Linked DNA regions of Homo sapiens: region 2 is linked to region 1. A link is an interaction called in ENCODE POLR2A ChIA-PET data of the cell type or tissue named here. Cell type or tissue: K562. All regions are shown on one strand. Region 1 overlaps C2CD2L (C2CD2 like). Region 2 has its middle 5.6 kb from the start of UPK2.

Region 1 (4,000 bases):
CGGCTTGGACCCTGTAGCAGAGACAGCGATTCGCCAGCTGACAGAGCCCAGTGGGCGGGTGGCCAAGAAGACACCCACCAAGCGCAGCACTCTCATCATCTCTGGTGTTTCCAAGGTAACAGGGCTCTGGGGAGAGGAGCTGGGATGGGGAGAAAGCCCTAATGGGTCGGTCACTCCTGCCCATTAAAACCCGTCCCTCCTGCCAGGTGCCCATTGCTCAGGACGAGTTGGCGCTATCCCTGGGCTATGCGGCATCCCTGGAAGCCTCAGTGCAGGATGATGCAGGGACCAGCGGAGGCCCCTCTTCACCTCCCTCAGACCCACCAGCCATGTCTCCAGGACCGCTAGATGCCCTCTCTAGTCCCACAAGTGTCCAGGAAGCAGACGAGACAACCCGTTCGGATATTTCTGAGAGGCCATCTGTGGATGATATTGAGTCGGAAACGGGGTCCACTGGTGCCCTGGAGACCCGCAGCCTCAAGGATCACAAAGGTAGGGGGACGTTGGCAGGGTGCCCCTCATCTCTTCTTTTATACACATATCATGACCTGGGGGACCTCGAGCCAGTGTGCCTTCTCCTTCCTCCCCTAAGAGATAGCCGGATTCCCAGCCTAGTTCAGCCAAGCTAGCCTAGAGGGGGATCTTGGTGCCTTGGTTCCTGGCCTAGATCTGACATGCTTGTGATAGGAAGGGATGCCAAATTATTTCCCTTTACCTCCATTGTTCTTTCTTCCTGAGTCTAAGTGCCATTTTTCCTGCCCTTTAAAAAAAAATTATAAAAATTTATTCCTAGGCAGGGTGTGGTGGCTCACACCGGCACTTTGGGAGGCCAAGGCGGGTGGCTTACCTGAGTCCAGGAGTTCAAGACTAGCCTGGGCAACATGGCGAGACCCCATCTCTACTAAAAATACAATAAATTGGCTGGGCGTAGTGGCACACACCTGTAATCTCAGCTACTCAGGGGGCTGAGGAGGGAGGATTCCTTGAGCCTGGGAGGTTGAGGTTCAAGGAGGTTGAAGCAGTGAGCCGTGATTGTGCCACTGCACTCCAGCCTGGGTGACAGAGTGAGACCCTGTCTCAAAAAAAATTTTTTTTTTCCATGGCTGGGCACGGTGGTTAATGCCTGTAATCCTAGCACTTTGGGAGGCCAAAGCGGGTGGATCACAAGGTCAGGAGTTCAAGACCAGCCTGGCCAACATGGGTAAACCCCATCTCTACTAAAAATACAAACATTAGCCAGACGTGGTGGCAGGCGCCTATAATCCCAGCTACTTGGGAGGCTGAGGCAGGAGAATCGCTTGAACTGGGGGGTTGGAGGTTGCAGTGAGCCCAGATCATGACACTGCACTCCAGCCTGGGTGACAGAGTGAGACTCTGTCTCAAAAAAAAAAAAAAAAAAAAAAAATTCTTCCCTTTCAATCTGCACCCTCTCCCCAATGAGTATAAGAAATCCTACCCTTGGATTATCCATCTGGCAGCAAGACAGGCAGTGACCAGTGGTGGTAGTTCTTCTAACTTTAAAAGATGAGAGGCTCACCCTAAAACATCTTCATTCCTCTACCAGTGAGACTATCAACCATGGATCTATCTATCTATTTTTTAAGCCTGCATCACTTCTTGAGATAATGAGGTTTCTACCTCCAAAGCCTGCTGGGTGAGCACCTTGCTCATTATACTGGTTCTGAATTTACCTCTTTGAAGTTTCTAGATGCACCACTTCCTGCTCACAGCCTGGAATTCGGTTAACAAGTCAGTGTCAACCTACCTTTCCCTTCATGATTTATAGACTTTTGGGAGTACCTTCTGGTAGCTTTTGTCTTCCCATAGGAAAGAGGCCCAATCCCAGTTTGTCCTCACAAAGCGGCCAGCTCCGTGATATCTCTTTTGCGGGCAGAGTTAAGATTGTACACAGATCCCCACAAGTACCACGATTTTTGCCTCAGGAAGGATAAAGCACATGTTTGTTTCTGCTTTCGTTTTCTTTTTTCTTTTTTTCACGAAGCCTTATGGAGAAGTATGTTTCTGCTTTCTTTCCTGAGGAAGCCTGGCTTCTGGGCCACGGGACTGATCCTGTCCACATCCTCTTTCCCTCCATTCTCCATCGTGTCTCTGCCCCCGTCTCACCCCACCCCGTGCCCCTCTCTGCCTCAGCTTCCCCTCTTCCCCTGCAGTGAGTTTCCTGCGCAGCGGCACTAAGCTCATCTTCCGCCGGAGGCCTAGGCAGAAGGAAGCTGGCCTGAGCCAATCACACGATGACCTCTCCAACGCAACGGCCACGCCCAGTGTCCGAAAGAAGGCCGGCAGCTTTTCTCGCCGCCTTATCAAGCGCTTTTCCTTCAAATCCAAACCCAAGGCCAATGGTAACCCCAGCCCCCAGCTCTGAGGACCCAGCTCTGAAAGGGCACGAGTTCTCTCAGCCCATTCCCCACCTCCCCTTCCATACCCCTTCCTGGATCTCCAGTGCCTGGGCCAGGAAAGCCCTCTGGGTTCCGGGAAGCCCCGTCCACCCTGGGCCATGGGGCCGGTTGGAAGGATACTTGGAACGGGAAGCACATGAGAGGTGGGCACCCGGTGCCGAGGACATGGACGAGGGACTGGTGGCTGGGAGGGAGAGGAGGGCCCTGTCCGGCATGTGTGGGTATTCCCCAGAAGCATTTGCCTCCTGCTGAGCCTGGTCCCTGAGCGGAGTCCCAGGGTGCTCAGCTCTTCAGCTGACCCTTCTTCCCTTATTTATTCTCTTTTCTATTTATATGTGTGGCTTAGGACCCTCCGTGAACAGATGATAGAGGGCATCTCTCCCAGGTGACCCTTCTTTTCTGTCCCAGGAGGGTGGGTAATTCCCTTTGGGATGGGGCTCCCACACCTCCCTCAGGTCCCCACTCAGACCAGCACCAGTGTCTGCCTCTGAGAATGTTGGCAGCTCACAGAGAGCAGGGCCGGCCCGGGATGGGGGGCAGGTACTCCCCACCTTCCTGCCTCCCCTCCTGCTCCTCATCCCTCCCTCCCCCTTTATTACCGTTTTTTGTACTTGATGCCTTCTCTGTGAGCAGTGGCTCTGTGGGAAGGAGGGAGCCGGGAGCCTGGTGGGAAGCCTTCCCCAGAGAGATGGCTTTAGGGGCTTTATTTAAAGACTGTGATGATGGAGCCACGCAAGGCTGCACCTCTGTGTGTTGGGAGACGATGATGATGTCCATTGCTGTGTGATGGCTTGGAATTTAATTTATTAAAGTCAAATTGGAGTTTATAAACTGGACAACTGGTTATCCTTTGAAAGGCAGTAGGCAGCCAGGCTGTGACATGGATGGTGTGGGAGGATGAGACAGGGGCCCGGATAATGAGGTTGGGTAGATGACACACATTGTGGATCTGCTAAGAAGTTCCTGCAGGGAAGAAGGGGTGTGCAGAGAAAGGATGGAAGAGACAGGAGGCTCTGGAGTATGAAATTGTAGCAAAAAACTCAATCAACTAGTACAGGTTAGTCTTCATTCCCCTTTCTGGAACAGGCTGCTCCTTCTAGGATGTAATGGAGATCAAAGCTTGGACCCTGTAACTAGACTGCCTGCCTGGGTTTGAGTCCCAGCTCTTCTAATTACTTGTGTGACCTTGGGCAAGTTATGTAACCTCTAAGTGCCTCAGTTTTCTCATCTGTAAAATGGGAACTTCAATCATCATGGCTATCATTTGGTTGTGGATGAGAAGTAAATGAAGTGCTGAGTGTTAACTGTTGCCTCAGAAGAAACTGGGAGGGGGAAGTCTTAGAAGTGTTTCAACATAATAAAAGCTCTCTCATTCTGAAATGTGGGCAAATTTCAGGGATTGATAGATCCTAGCAAACTGTGTCCCTGGTTCCCGTGCTTGAGATCTTATACAGGACTTGAACCAGGTAAGCTGCTACAGGATATTGGGCAGAATGCAGGACCAGGAAGCAAGAAAACTGAGTCTGCCACAGACAAACCAAGTGATCTTGAGCAGGCAACTTCTCCTTTGGGGACCTCAGTTT
Region 2 (4,000 bases), 170 kb before region 1:
AATAAAAAGATAAAGTGAATTACTTACATTAATGTTTATTGAGCCAGATACTGTGCTAGGCACTCATAAATAAATTCGCTTGAGGGGCCGGGCACATTGGCTCATGCCTGTAATCCCAGTACTTTGGGAGGCTGAGGCAGGCAGATCACTTGAGGCCAGGAGTTCAAAACCAGCCTGGCCAACGTGGCAAAACCCTGTCTCTACTAAAAATACAAAAAACTAGCTGGGCGTGGTGGCATGTGCCTGTAATCCCAGATACTCAAGAGGCTGAGGTGGGAGAATTCCTTGAACCTGGGAGGCAGAGGCTGCAGTGAGCCGAGTCATGCCAGTGCATTCCAGCCTGGGCGTCAGAGCCAAAATCCATTTCCAAAAAAAAAAAAAAAAAAATTGCCTTAGGGAGAGTCACAATATCCAAACGAGACAGGTTTTTAAATTTTATTTATTTAATTTTATTATTATACTTTAAGTTCTAGGGTAGTTGTGCACAACGTGCAGGTTTATTACATACGTATACATGTGCCATGTTGGTTTGCTGCACCCATTAACTCATTAGGTTCATTTACATTAGGTATTTCTCCTAATGCTATCCCTCCCCCTGCCCCCTACCCCATGACAGGCCCTTATATGTGATGTTCCCTGCCCTGTGTCCAAGTGTTCTCATTGTTCAATTCCCACCTATGAGTGAGAACATGTGGTGTTTGGTTTTCTGTCCTTGTGATAGTTTGCTCAGAATGATGGTTTCCAGCTTCATCCATGTCCCTGCAAAGGATGTGAACTCATCCTTTTTTATGGCTGCATAGTATTCCATAGTGTATATGTGCCACATTTTCTTAATCCAGTCTATAATTGATGGACATTTGGGTTGGTTCCAAGTTTTTGCTATTATGAATAGTGCTGCAATAAACATATGTGTGCATGTGTCTTTATAGTAGCATGATTTATAATCCTTTCGGTATATACCCAGTAATGGGATCGCTGGGTCAAATGGTATTTCTAGTTCTAGATCCTTGAGGAATCGCCACACTGTCTTCCACAATGGTTGAACTAGTTTACACTCCCACCAACAATGTAAAAGTGTTCCTATTTCTCCACATCCCCTCCAGCATCTGTTGTTTCCTGACTTTTTAATGACCGCCATTCTAACTGGTGTGAGATGGTATCTCATTGTGGTTTTGATTTGCATTTCTCTGATAGCCAGTGATGATGAGCATTTTTCATGTCTGTTGGCTGCATAAATGTCTTCTTTTGAGAAGTGTCTGTTCATATCCTTTGCCCACTTTTTGATGGGGTTTTTTTCTTGTAAATTTGTTTAAGTTCTTTGTAGATTCTGGATATTAGCCCTTTGTCAGATGGGTAGATTGCAAAAATTTTCTCCCATTCTGTAGGTTGCCTGTTCACTCTGATGGTAGCTTCTTTGCTGTGCAGAAGCTCTTTAGTTTAATTAGATCCCATTTGTCTATTTTGGCTTTTGTTGCCATTGCTTTTGATGTTTTAGTCATGAAGTCCTTGCCCATGCCTATGTCCTGAATGGTATTGTCTAGGTTTTCTTCTAGGGTTTTTATAGTTTTAGATCTAACATTTATGTCTTTAATCCATCTTGAATTAATTTTTGTATAAGGTGTAAGGAAGGGATCCAGTTTCCGCTTTCTACATATGGCTAGCCAGTTTTCCCAGCACCATTTATCAAATAGGGAATCCTTTCCCCATTTCTTGTTTTTGTCAGGTTTGTCAAAGATCAGATGGTTGTGAGACAGGTTTTATACCCTTTAATTTTTTTTTTTTTTTTTTTTGAGACGGAGTCTGGCTCTGTTGCCCAGGCTGGAGTGCAGTGGCGTGGTCTCGGCTCACTGCAACTACTGCCTCCCAGGTTCAAGCAATTCTCCTGCCTCAGCCTCCCGAGTAGCTGGGATTACAGGCACCTGCCACCATGCCCAGCTAATTTTTTGTATTTTTAGTAGAGACGGCATTTCACCATGTTGGCCAGGCTGATCTCGAACTCCTGACCTCGTGATCTGCCCACCTCAGCCTCCCAAAGTGCTGGGGTTACAGGCATGAGCCACCATGCCTGGCCTGGTTTTATACCCTTTTTACAGCAGAGGAAGCTGAAGCTCAGAGCAGTTAGTGAGGTATGTAACTTGGCAAAAGTCACAAAGCTGGAAGAAGATTTGGGGTAAGTGGTTGTATCAGAGGCTACTTTTTTTTTTTTTTTTTTTTTGAGACAGTTTCACTCTTGTTGCCCAGACTGGAGTGCAATGGCGCAATCTCCACCTCCCGGGTTCAAGCGATTCTCCTGCTTCAGCCTTCCAAGTAGCTGGGATTACAGGCATGTGCCACCACGCCTGGCTAATTTTGTATTTTTAGTAGAGACAGGGTTTCTCCATGTTGGTCAGGCTGGTCTCGAACTCCCGATCTCAGGTGATCCACCCTCCTCGGTCTCCCAGAGTGTTGGGGTTACAGGCGTGAGCCACCACGCAGGGCGGCTACATTTTTTAAAATGGAGCATTCAAGTCTCCTCCAACCCTGAATGACTGGTATTTTCTCATCCTCACAGCATTTTCCAGCCTCAGGTCTCAAGGATAGAGGTGCCACCACTTCCCAATGGACCAACATTTGGTGAGCACCGCATCTTACCTCCAAATCCAATCCTCCAGGACTCCCCCATCCCTGGCTGTTCCTAGGATTATGACAATGATCTCCAGCATTTCTTCCACACCTTTATTTTAAACCATTTTTACACCTGTCACATAGTTTGACCTCCTGAGTAAGGAAGGGGTCTTCTCTTTATATACTTTATTTCCAGCTCTGTCACCCAGGCTGGAGTGCAGTGGTGCAATCATGGCTCACCAAAGCCTCAGACTCCTGGGCTCAAGCCATCCTCCCGCCATAGCCTCCCAAGTAGCTGGGACTGGAGGCATGTGCCACCATGCCCAGCTCATTGTTTTTTTGTTGTTGTTGTTTGTTTGTTTTTTGAGATGGAGTTTCGCTCTTGCTGCCCGTGCTGGAGTGTAATGGCATGATCTCAGTTCACTGCAACCTCCATCTCCCGGGTTCAAGTGATTCTTTTTTGTATTTAGTAAAGAGGGGATTTCACCATGTTGGTCAGGCTGGTCTTGAACTCCTGACCTCAGGTGATCCACCCAACACAGCCTCCAAAAGTGCTAGGATTACAGGTGTGAGCCACCACCCTGGCCTGTTTTGTTTTTGTTTTTGAGACGGGGTCTCGCACTGTCACCCAGGCTGAAGTGCAATGGTGGGACCTCGGCTCACTGCAACCTCCGCCTCCCGGGTTCACACAATTCCCCTGCCTCAGCCTCCCAAGTAGCTGGGATTACAGGCGCACACCACCATACCTGCTAATTTTTTGTATTTTTAGTAGAGACGGGGTTTCGCTATGTTGGCCAGACTGGTCTCGAACTCCTGACTTTATAATCTGCCCGCCTCAGCCTCCCAAAGTGCTGGGATTACAGGCGTGAGCCACCGTGCCCAGGCTTTTTTTTTTTTTTTTTTAATAGAGAAGAGATGTCACTATATCACCCAGGCTGGTCTTGAACTCCTGGGCTCAAGCAATCTTCCCACCTTGGCTTCCCAAAGTGCTGGGATTACAGGCTGTGAGCCACAGCGCCTGGCCATAATTTTTTTTTCAGTTTTGTAGAGATGGAGCCTTGCTGCGTCACAAGGCTGGTCTCAAACTCCAGGTCCCAAGTGATCCTCCTACTTCAGCCTCCCAAAGTGCTGAGATGACAGGCATGTGTCACTGTGCCTGGTGAGTCTGCCATTTTTTATTTCATTTTATTGAGATGGAGTCTCACTCTGTTGCCTAGGCTGGAGTGCAGTGGCATGATTTCAGCTCACTGCAAGTTCCACCTCCTGGATTCAAGCGATTCTCCTGCCTCAGCCTCCCAAGTAGCTGGGATTACAGGCATGCATCACCACACCCGGCTGATTTTTGTATTTTTAGTAGAGACAGGGTTTCACCATGTTGGCCAGGCTGGTCTCAAAC

Evidence for each region. Peaks named below come from ENCODE experiments on the same cell type or tissue, not always from the same donor. Only the 100,000 strongest peaks of a DNase experiment are listed, where the experiment ranks them.
Region 2: POLR2A ChIA-PET joins it to region 1 with 5 read pairs; 4 of 35 experiments call an interaction of 5 or more read pairs at or near these places.

What each region holds. Positions count from the first base shown.
Region 1 is chr11:119,113,874-119,117,873 of GRCh38, forward strand. C2CD2L (C2CD2 like) reads left to right here. Exons shown (of 14, transcript NM_001290474.2): 12 at 1-115; 13 at 207-492; 14 at 2,172-4,000. The coding sequence ends at 2,383. Among named protein-coding and RNA genes, the nearest start is that of HINFP, 5.7 kb to the right of the region's middle. In K562, no CTCF peak of the experiment used is centred here; a DNase peak (open chromatin) is centred at 2,228.
Region 2 is chr11:118,948,653-118,952,652 of GRCh38, forward strand. No RefSeq gene overlaps it. Among named protein-coding and RNA genes, the nearest start is that of UPK2, 5.6 kb to the right of the region's middle. In K562, no CTCF peak of the experiment used is centred here; no DNase peak of the experiment used is centred here; H3K27me3 peaks cover 1,147 bases.